Linked DNA regions of Homo sapiens: region 2 is linked to region 1. Evidence: read pairs that join two places in POLR2A ChIA-PET (ENCODE). Cell type or tissue: OCI-LY7. All regions are shown on one strand.

What was found. Peaks named below come from ENCODE experiments on the same cell type or tissue, not always from the same donor. Only the 100,000 strongest peaks of a DNase experiment are listed, where the experiment ranks them.
Region 2: POLR2A ChIA-PET joins it to region 1 with 5 read pairs; 4 of 35 experiments call an interaction of 5 or more read pairs at or near these places.

The regions. Positions count from the first base shown.
Region 1 is chr17:76,259,972-76,264,971 of GRCh38, forward strand. It overlaps LOC105371896 (a long non-coding RNA gene), which reads right to left. Exons shown (of 6, transcript XR_007065913.1): 1 at 2,632-5,000; 2 at 1,151-1,293; 3 at 483-1,034. Among named protein-coding and RNA genes, the nearest start is that of UBALD2, 2.9 kb to the right of the region's middle. RefSeq lists a silencer at 2,017-2,311 and enhancers at 3,122-3,211, 4,780-4,829. In OCI-LY7, CTCF peaks have their summits at 1,844 and 2,046; DNase peaks (open chromatin) are centred at 410, 2,120 and 3,190; H3K4me3 peaks cover 3,640 bases; H3K27ac peaks cover 4,592 bases.
Region 2 is chr17:76,336,367-76,341,366 of GRCh38, forward strand. The region is part of intron 3 of PRPSAP1 (phosphoribosyl pyrophosphate synthetase associated protein 1); the gene reads right to left. It also overlaps the pseudogene RNU6-24P. Among named protein-coding and RNA genes, the nearest start is that of PRPSAP1, 15 kb to the right of the region's middle. In OCI-LY7, no CTCF peak of the experiment used is centred here; no DNase peak of the experiment used is centred here.

The DNA.
Region 1 (5,000 bases):
AAAAAAAATTATTAAACGATGTAAAATCCAAATATAGCACAGAGCTGGGCTCTTAGTGTGTTCCCAATAGACAGAGCTCTTCTCATCACCCAGGAAGACTGGGATATGCCTGGAGTAGAAGCAGCCCTTCTGCTCAGTTTCCTTCCTCTTTGAGGCAAAAGAATAGACACACACACACAAAAAATGGCTAGGCGCAGTGGCTCATGCCTGTAAACCCAGCACTTTGTAAGGTCAAGGTGAGAGGATCGCTTGAGGCCAGGAGTTCAAGACCAGCCTGGGCAAAAAAAATAAAAATAAAAATCAGCCAGTTGTAGTGTTGTGTGCTTGTAGTCCTAGCTTCTTAGGGGGCTGGGCTGGAGGATTGCTTGAGCCCAGGGGAGTTGAGGGTTGCTGCAGTGAGCTACTACACTCTAGCCTGTGCAACAGAGCAAGACCGTGTCTCAAAAAAAACAAACAAACTGGCTGGGCATGGTGGCTCATACCTGTAATCCCAGCACTTTCAGAAGCCGAGGCGGTCAGATCGCTTGAGGCAGGTAGTTCGAGACCAGCCTGGAAAACATGGCAAAACCTTGTCTCTACTGAAAATACAAAAATTAGCCGGGTGTGGCAGCGCATGCCTGTAGTTCCAGCTACTAGGGAGGCTGAGGCACGAGAATCGCTTGAACCCAGGAGGCAGAGGTTGTAGTAGCCGAAGTCGTACCACTGCACTCCAGCCTGGGTGATAGAGCGAGAAGTTGTCTCCAAAAAAAGAAAAACAAAGCATAAATTTGCAAGGAAAAATAGCAGCAAAAAATAGGTTATGTTAAACAAACAAAGGCTAGCAATAGCGTTGGAAATCCTCAAAAGGAGAAGAAAACCATCGCACCACCAGTGCCTCCTGGACCCGAGCCTTCAGGGAGTGTGTGAGTCCAGCCTGGCCCAGCTGCCTTGGCGCTGCTTGTTTTCATTGTCTTCTTATTGGCCCTTTCCCATTCTCCTTCTCCTCTCAACACCTTTCTACTTCTCTTGGCCACCTTGTCCTTTTGTCCTGGCATCTTGAAGAAACAATAGGGAAGCAAGAAATAAAAATTAGAGGATGGAAAAAAGAAAGGAAGAAAGGAAAGGAAAGGAAGGGAGGGAGGAAGGAAATGAGCTTTTGGATCAACCAAACCTGAATCGAATCCCAGTGCTACCATCAGTCAGCAGGGAAAAGCGAGTGTTCATGACCTTGAGTGGATTTTGTTTCCTCTCTGAGCCTTGGGCCTATTGGGAGTTCTGAGAGCCCTCAGATTCCATCTTTCAGCTTTGTTGGATCTGTTTGGATTTAGGGAAATAAGAGGTGGAAAGGAGGAAGAAAGGAACAAAAATTTATTTTTATTTTTTATTGTCATTATTTTTGAGACAGAGTCTCACTCTGTCGCCCAGGCTGGAGCGCAGTGGCACGATATCGGCCCACTGCAACCTCCACCTACGGGGTTCAAGCAATTCTCGTGCCTCAGCCTCCCGAGTAGCTGGGATTACAGACTACAGGCACGCACCACCACGCCTGGCTAATTTTTGTATTTTTTTTTTTTTTTAGTAGAGACGGTGGTTTCACCATATAGGCCAGGCTGGTCTTGAACTCCCGACCTCAAGTGATCCGCCCGCCTCGACTTCCCAAAGTGCTAGGATTACGGGTGTCAGCCACTGCGCCCGGCCAGAACAAGAATTTAACGCACTGCAGAGATGGAGGTTGGGAATGCCAGTTCTCTACCCTTCCCCCAAACCCATTACCCAAGAGAGCTGGTGTCCTTTTCTCCCCATCCCCACAGAGGCGGGGAGGGTTCACTCATTTCAAGCATCTCCAGTGGAACTCTTAGTGCCCTCTATAGATCTTTTGGGGAAGGGGCCCTTTGAGAGTCCCACGGAAGTGACAGCTGCAGCGGGAAGGGAGGTAGCATGGGTGAGCTAACCACTGCCTCGCTCCACCGCTGGACACTCTTCCCCTCCACTGTCCCTCAGCAGCCCCATCTGTGAAATGAGATTCTGGATTTGGGGGAGGATTGAAATGAGTTAATAGACATTCAAGTCTTAGAGAGCTGCCTGGCTCACAGGAAGTGCTTGGTAACTGGCAGCTGCTTGTTATGGTCCGGCTATTGTGTGCCTGTTTCAGGACTCATTCAATGACTTGCATTCACAACAACCTTGTCATCCGGGAACGGAGGAAATACTGCTAAGATTGTTTCTCTTCTTGGTTGCTGCCTCACCGCTTGTCCTGGAGCCCAGACCATTGATGTAACAAGGATTTTCTTTCTGAGGATACCATGTTTTATTTGTGATTCAAGCCTTTTTTTTTTTTTGAGATGGAGTCTCGCTGTGTCACCCAGGCTGGAGTGCAGTGGCACAAAATCGGCTCACTGCAAGCTCTGCCTCCCAGGTTCATGCCATCCTCCTGCCTCAGCATCCCGAGTAGCTGGGACTGCAGGCGCCTGCCACCATGCCTGGCTAATTTTTTGTATTTTTAGCAGAGACAGGGTTTCACCATGTTAGCCAGGATGGTCTCGATCTCCTGACCTCGTGATCCACCCGCCTCGGCCTCCCAAAGTTGCTCTATTTTACCTACCATACATTGTCCTCTCAGATTAAAATAATAGTACCTTCAGTTAATAATACCTTGCATTTAGGAAGTTGCTTTCCTCCCATCAGCTCAAAGCCCTCTACAAACATGACCTCATTCATTCTCCCAGGAGTGGGACAGTCCTAAGTTTCCCAGCTACTCATCTCCAACCGGATTCTCAGAAGCCAAAATATGGATTAAGCACTTCCATGTCTCAGGACCACAAATCACGGGCTCTGTTGCTCTCCTTCCTTCTTCCTGAGTGACCTTAGGCCCACAGAAGATAACTAGTACCTGAGTCTCTCTGGCTTGGGGGCCTTGCCCTCCATGCCCCGCCCAGGTGCCCACAGCTGGGCCCTGCAATTGTTAAACATTACATAAACTGGATAAACTGCCTTGATTTCCAGGAAATAACAGGTTTGGCAACTTTGGACTCTTGCTTTCCTTGGGAACTTACTTCTGAATTAAGACCTACGGGCTCATAGGGGACATTCCACTACAGCCAGAAATGTCTCTCCCCAGGGTAGACCCTCCTACTCACGGCCCTGGCATGTTTGACACCCGCATGTACTTATGAAAACCTGGAGCCCCACAGTGACAGTACTTCCTTCTTCTGGGCTGCTTGCGGCCTGAGCTCCCTGGCAGTGTATGCTGCCAGCTGCTCACTTTTGTTTTCACCTTGCAATTACTGGACGGGAAGGCTGCAAGCTATACTGGAGTCTCCAGCCACACGCCAGGTCCCAGCCCACGTGTACTTCAGGGCCATTCCCAGGAAAAAGCTGACTCCTACTCCTTCAAAACAAACAAATAAACAAAAAACGAACCAAATGGAATGAGCTCATGATAGTACCTGAATTTGTTTTTCATCAGTACAGAAACATTAACATTAATTGTAATCTTCTTCTTGTTTGTAAACTTTAAAAATACATACTGTCAAGTTTTCTTAGATAGGGAGTTAAATCCAATTTAGGCAAAGTCAAGATAGAACCACGACGTGCTTTCTTATTATAAGCCTCCTTCTGTTCTGCAGACCTTTAGCTGGTTAAAATACACTCTGTAATTAGTAGTTCAGATAAAAAACTCACAAAGTTCTCCTGAAACAGAAACTCTTAACAGTGAATCCCTAACAATATTTATCTTCCCAATCTCTTCTGCCCCTTCCCCAATCTGCTTAAACTCCTAGTTCTTTTCCTACCCCCACAATTCTCAAACACAGCCCTGAAGATCAAACTCTAATCCAGAAGATGGAAGCTCAGCACATACAAACAAATTTGGGGCCAGGCATGGTGGCTCACACCTGTAATCCCTGTGCTTTGGGAGGCTGAGGCAGGAGGATCACTTTAGTCCAGGAGTTCAAGACCAGCCTGGGCAACAATAGTGAGATCTCATCTCTACCAAAAATTCAAAAATTAGTCAGGCATGGTGGTGTGTGCCTGTAGTCCCAGCTACTCGAGAGGCTGAGGCAAGAGGATCGCTCGAAGTTACAGTGAGCCATGATCATGTCACTCTAGCCCTATCTAACAACCACCACCACCAAATTTTGGACTTTAAAGGGCTACCACTGAGAAACAGTATCTCTGTAGAAACACTCACTGTTTGTTATTGTTTGTTTTTATTTGGTAGAGATGGAGTCTGTGCTATGTTGCCCAAGCTGGTGTTGAACTCCCGGCCTCAAGTTATCCTCCTGTCTCGGCCTCCCAAAGTGCTGGGATTATAGGTGTAAGCCATCCCAACCCCAGACTCCACCCCTACTGCCACCCGTTGTTTTTTTAAAAGATGGTAGAAATTAAAGCTTCATCTTAGCTTTCGTGACAAGCAAGAGAAAAAAAAAAAAAGAAAATTAAAGCTTCAGTTAGGTCAACCGATTTAACAAGAAAAAATTCTTGACTTGGCATTTTGGCCACTGAGAAAGTCTCACTTTTTTCCTTGCATATTTCCTTGCATATCGTATTTATTGTACATAAATCTTGGCTTCCATCTTCAGAGAGCAAAGTCTTTGGTCTAAAAACTGAGAAAATACTGCTCGATCCTTGCGGTGGGTAGTGATTAGAAGAGGGCAGGACGCGGGTTCCTAGGGTGCAAGTAACGTTCTGTTAATTGATCTGGGTGTTCACTTGGTGAAAAGTCTGGAAGCTGTACCTGCGACATCGCACTTTCCTAATGTACGTTATATTTCAATAAAAGATTTTTTTAAATTGGACTGCTTGAAAGTTATTTTTAAAAATTACATGCTTTTGAGACTTGAGCAGCTGCAAAGGCTCTGTTTTCTATTTTGATCATTCTGTTTCTCGAGATGACCACATCTTTCAGAGGAAATGAGTCAAAGCCACTCTGTCTTGCTTTTCCAGCTGAGCATGTTCTGTTTCAATGAAGTAATGAATGAACTTGGCCGCACCACCCCCAAGCCTACAACAGCAAACAGAGG
Region 2 (5,000 bases), 76 kb after region 1:
GGCAGAGGTTGTAGTGAGCCGACATCATACCACTGCACTCCAGCTTGGGCTACAGAGCGAGAATCTTTCTCAAAAAAAAAAAAAGGCCAGGCACGGTGGCTCACACCTGTAATCCCAGCACTTTGGGAGGCCGAGGCAGGTGGATTACCTGGGTCGGGAGTTCGAGACCAGCCTGACCAACATGGAGAAACCCCCGTCTCAACTAAAAATACAAAATTAGCCAGGCATGGTGGTGCATGCCTGTAATCCCAGTTACTCAGGAGGCTGAGGCAGGAGAATAGCTTGAACCTGGGAGGTGGAGGTTGTGGTGAGCCGAGATCATGCCATTGCACTCCAGCCTGGGCAACAAGAGTGAAACTCCATCTCAAAAAAAAAAAAAAAAAAAAAAAAAGAGCAATTTCCCATGAGGTTTTTATTTTCCATTTTTCCAAGGGATTCAACATCCTCCAGCCCAACGCTAAAGAAAGCTCCATACCTCACCCCTTATTGGTCAGAAAGGTGACAAAAGGGGCTTTGTCACATTGGCTTTACCCATTCACTGAGAGATACCGGACAAATTGGACACCAGGCAGTTACTTTGTGAACTAGCAGGGCGAAGGGAAATCGGCTGGCAGTCTCTGCTTTATCTGTTCCCTAAGAATGTTGCAAGTACACCCTGGCTAGCTCTTGTAGTCTTTATCTCTAAGTAGGACATTCTTAATTGTTTTACCAACTACTTTTCTTTCTTTTTTTTAAATAGAGAAAGGTCTCACCATGTTGCCCAGCTGGTCTTGTACTCCTGGGCTCAGGCAATCCTCCCGCCTTGGCCTCCCAAAGTGCTGGGAGTACAGCTTGAGCCATCATGCCCAGACAACCAACTACTTTTCTTTCCCCTAAGAAAACCACATCCTATATTAAGTCCAGCCCTTACTGCTCTAGCATTTTGGACAGGCAAAAACTAACCTGAGGTGTGCTCTCTTCAGCAGCACATATACTAAAATTGGAATGATACAGAGAAGATTAGCATGGCCCCTGTGCAAGGATGACACGCAAATTCGTGAAGTGTTCCATATTGGAAAACAACAACAACAACAACAACAACAAACTAACCTGAGATGAGGAAACAGGCATGGTATACGCATTCATTAAACTAGCCAGGCTCGCAAAAAGAGAAACCACACCACAGCTGGAAGTAATGGGGGAGAATTTACCCTGCTCCCAACTGTAACAATTAATCATCTGCAGCAGCTGGGAATTTTTTGTTGTTGTTTTGAGACTGAGTCACTCTGTCACCCAGGCTGGAAGGCGAGAGTGCAGTAGCACCATCTTGGCTCACTGCAACCTCTGCCTTCCGGGTTCAATCGATTCTCCCACCTCAGCCTTCCGAATATCTGGGATTACAGGCACCTGCCACCATGCCTGGTTAATTTTTTGTATTTTTAGTAGAGACGGGGTTTCACCATGTTGGCTAGTCTGGTCTCAAACTCCTGACCAACTGATCCACCTGCCTCGGCCTCCCAAAGTGCTGGGATTACAGGTGTGAGCCACCGTGCCCAGCTGTAAATGTTATTTTAATGAGTCTGCTTACTTTACATCAACACACTAGAACTTGTACATAAACATAAAAATTAACCTTTAAAATATACTTCATAAGCTTCATATTTTACTTAGTTCCATTGCTTGGTATATCTGGAAAATCTCTGAGTATCGCACAGTTCAATTACCCAAAATAATCATTTTGTTCTGAATGGCTTTTTGCCATTTCCAAAAATTAAACCTATCCTCAACGACCAAAAGGTTGCTATTATTAGAACAGTCAAAAGAAATATGCTGCAAGTTTGGAAGCAGTAGTTCCAAAGCTATTCCAAGCAAAAACAGCACCAAAAAAAGGTATCTATGTGATTTTAGAACAACAGCTCTGAAGGCAACTAAGCTTATTTTAATGTCTAAGCTTTGGTCTGTTTGCCTAAAATTAGCCTTATTACTTTAGGCAATGCCCCCTTCCTCCCAACAACAGAAAAACCTGTAAAAGATATTCCTTCATCTATGTAACCGCAGATAATATTAAAAAACCAGGTCGGGCACAGTGGCTCATGCCTGTAATCCTAACATTCTGGGAGGCTGAGGCAGGTGAATCACCTAAGGTCAGGAGTTCGAGACCAGCCTAGGCAACATGGAGAAACCCCATCTCTACTAAAAATACAAAAATTAGCTGGGTGTGGTGGTGTGCACCTGTAATCCCAGCTACTCAGGAAGCTGAGACAGGAGAATTGCTTGAACCCAGGAGGCAGAAGTTGCAGTAAGCCGAGATTGTGCCACTGCACTCCAACCTGGGCAACACAGCAAGACTCCGTCTCAAAAAATAAATAAAATAAAATATAAAATATAAAATAAAATAAAAAATTAGGCCAGGCATGGTGGCTCATGCCTGTAATCCCAGGACTTTGGGAGGCCGAGGTGGATGGATCACCTGAGGTCAGGGGTTCAAAACCAGCCTGGCCAACATGGTAAAACCCCATCTCTACTAAAAATACAAAATTAGCCAGGCATGGTGGTACATGCCAGTAATCCCAGCTACTCGGGAGGCTCAGGCAGGAGAATCACTTGAACCTGGAAAGTGGAGGTTGCAGTGAGCCAAGGTCACACCACTGCACTCCAGCCTGGGCAACAAGAAAGAAACTCGTCTCAAAAAAAAAATTAAATTAAATTAAATTATCTGTGTTCTTTAGTTGGTACTAAAGTATCCAGTACTCAAGCACTACAAAAACTAGTTTATTGACTGGGCACGGTGGCTCACGTCTATAATCTCAGCACTTTGGGAGGCCAAGGCGGGTGGATCACCTGAGGTCAGGAGTTTGAGACCATTCTGGTCAACACTGTGAAACCCCGTCTCTACTAAAAATACAAAAATCAGCTGGCTGTGGTGGCACACGCCTATAATCCCAGCTACTCAGGAGGCTGAGGCAGGAGAATTGCTTGAACCTGGGAGGCAGAGGTTGCAGTGAGCCGAGATCACGCCACTGCACTCCAGCCTGGGCAACACAGCAAGCCTCCGTCTCAAAAAAACAACAAAAAGAACCAGTTTATTGTGACAAACCTAATAACCTTCTTTATGGGCTGCACACCCACACAAAACAACACATCCAACCTGTCTTTTTTCCAAATTTTTCCTTTCTTCTTCCATCCCTATCAGCTTAAGAGACAGAGAAAATGCCAGGTGATGATATTTTTGCTTTGATGCTCTTAAACTGAACCACTGGGAAGAGACTTGCGGCTTTTATCTCAACACCAAATACACATAAAGAAACTTCACCATCTTCAGGAGAGGGTTCTGGTTTTCAGAAGTACCCATTTATACCTATGTGCCTTTTTCAACAGGGAAGGTGCCTTTCCATGTTGACTTATGTAAAATTGTCATTGTTATTGTACAAGACTCTGCTACAACTCTATGAAGTGCTTCCTACTTCTTCCTTTGGCCAAAATTTCTTTTTTCTTTTAAATAAAAGCTGGGCACAGTGCCTCATGCATGTAATCCAAGCACCTCGGGAGGCCGGGGCAAGCAGATCAGCTGAGCTCAGGAGTTCAAGACCAGCCTGGGCAACATGGCAAAACCCTGTCTCTACTAAAAATACAAAATTAGCCATGCATGGTGGCATGTGCCTGTAGCCCCAGCTACTTGGGAGGGTAAGACGGTGGGTGCTGAGACAGGAGAATCACTTGAGCCTGGGAGGTGGAGGCTGCAGTGAGCCGAGATCGTGCCACTGCACTCCAGCCTGTGTGACAGAGCAAGGCCTTGTCTCAAAAAAAAAAAAAAAAAAAGAATAGAGACAGGGTCTTAGTATATTGCCCAGGCTGGTCTTGAACTCCTGGCCTCAAGTGATCCTCTCACCTTGGTCTCCCAAAGTACTAGGATTAAAGGCATGAGCCACCACACCTGACCATGGTCCAATTTCCTAATACTCAAGATACAAGTGAGAAAAACGGTAAGTGTTTCCCAATTGGCTATTAACTAAGTCATTTCTTCATGCTTCTTTTGTCCCTTCCCTGGAAGACACTTGCACACTGATGATCCTTTGTTTGTCAAGTTCAGTCTTTACTACCCCCAGCATCACTCTAGATTGCACGTGTTAAATACTTATATTGAGCACTCTTGGTTACCATGTGATATCAAAGCCAAGAATTTTATAAAATTCAACTTCGTATCACAAAGGACACTAACAATATGCTGTTTCTATGCTCGACTAGTTTGAAATAACCATGAACGGCCTCGCACGGTGGCTCGCGCCTGTAATGCCAGCACTTTGGGAGGCCGAGGCGGGCAGATCACTTGAGGTTGGGAGTTCGAGACCAGCCTGACCAACATGGAGAAACCCCGTCACTACTAAAAATACAAAATTAGCCGGGCGTAGTGGCACATGCCTGTAGTCCCAGCTACTCGGGAGGCTGAGGCAGGAGAATTGCTTGAACCTGGGAGGCGGGGGTTGTGGTGGGGTTTGCAGTGAACCGAGATCGCGCCATTGCACTCCAGCCTGGGCAACAAGAACGAAACTCCATCTCAAAAAAAAAAAAAAGCGGGGGGTAGGGGGGGACTGTCTTTCACAAAACTGGTCCCTGGTGCCAAAAAGGTTGGAGACTGCTGGACTATCTAACAAAATGGGGTCTCTGCCGTGAGAAGGTTATAACGTCTTAGCTCCTCCCCTGACTCATAGATGATCCCTAAATACATGTAACAAAACAAAGATGCCAAGAGCACAGCTGCTCATGTGCCAGAGGAGAACTGCTCTGATCATGCACCAACTCAGTTCAGTCTTTTCCTGGAGAAGTCCAACTCAAATTCCAGATTACAATGCAGACCAACGAATTAGTGTTAACAATTTGACTTTTTTTTGTTTTTTTTTTTTTTTTTTTTTGAGATAAGATCTGGCTCTGTTGCCCAGGTTAGAGTAGAGTGGTGTAATCACAGCTCACTGTAGCCTCGACCACCCAGGCTCAAGCAATCCTCCCAACTCAACCACCCGAGT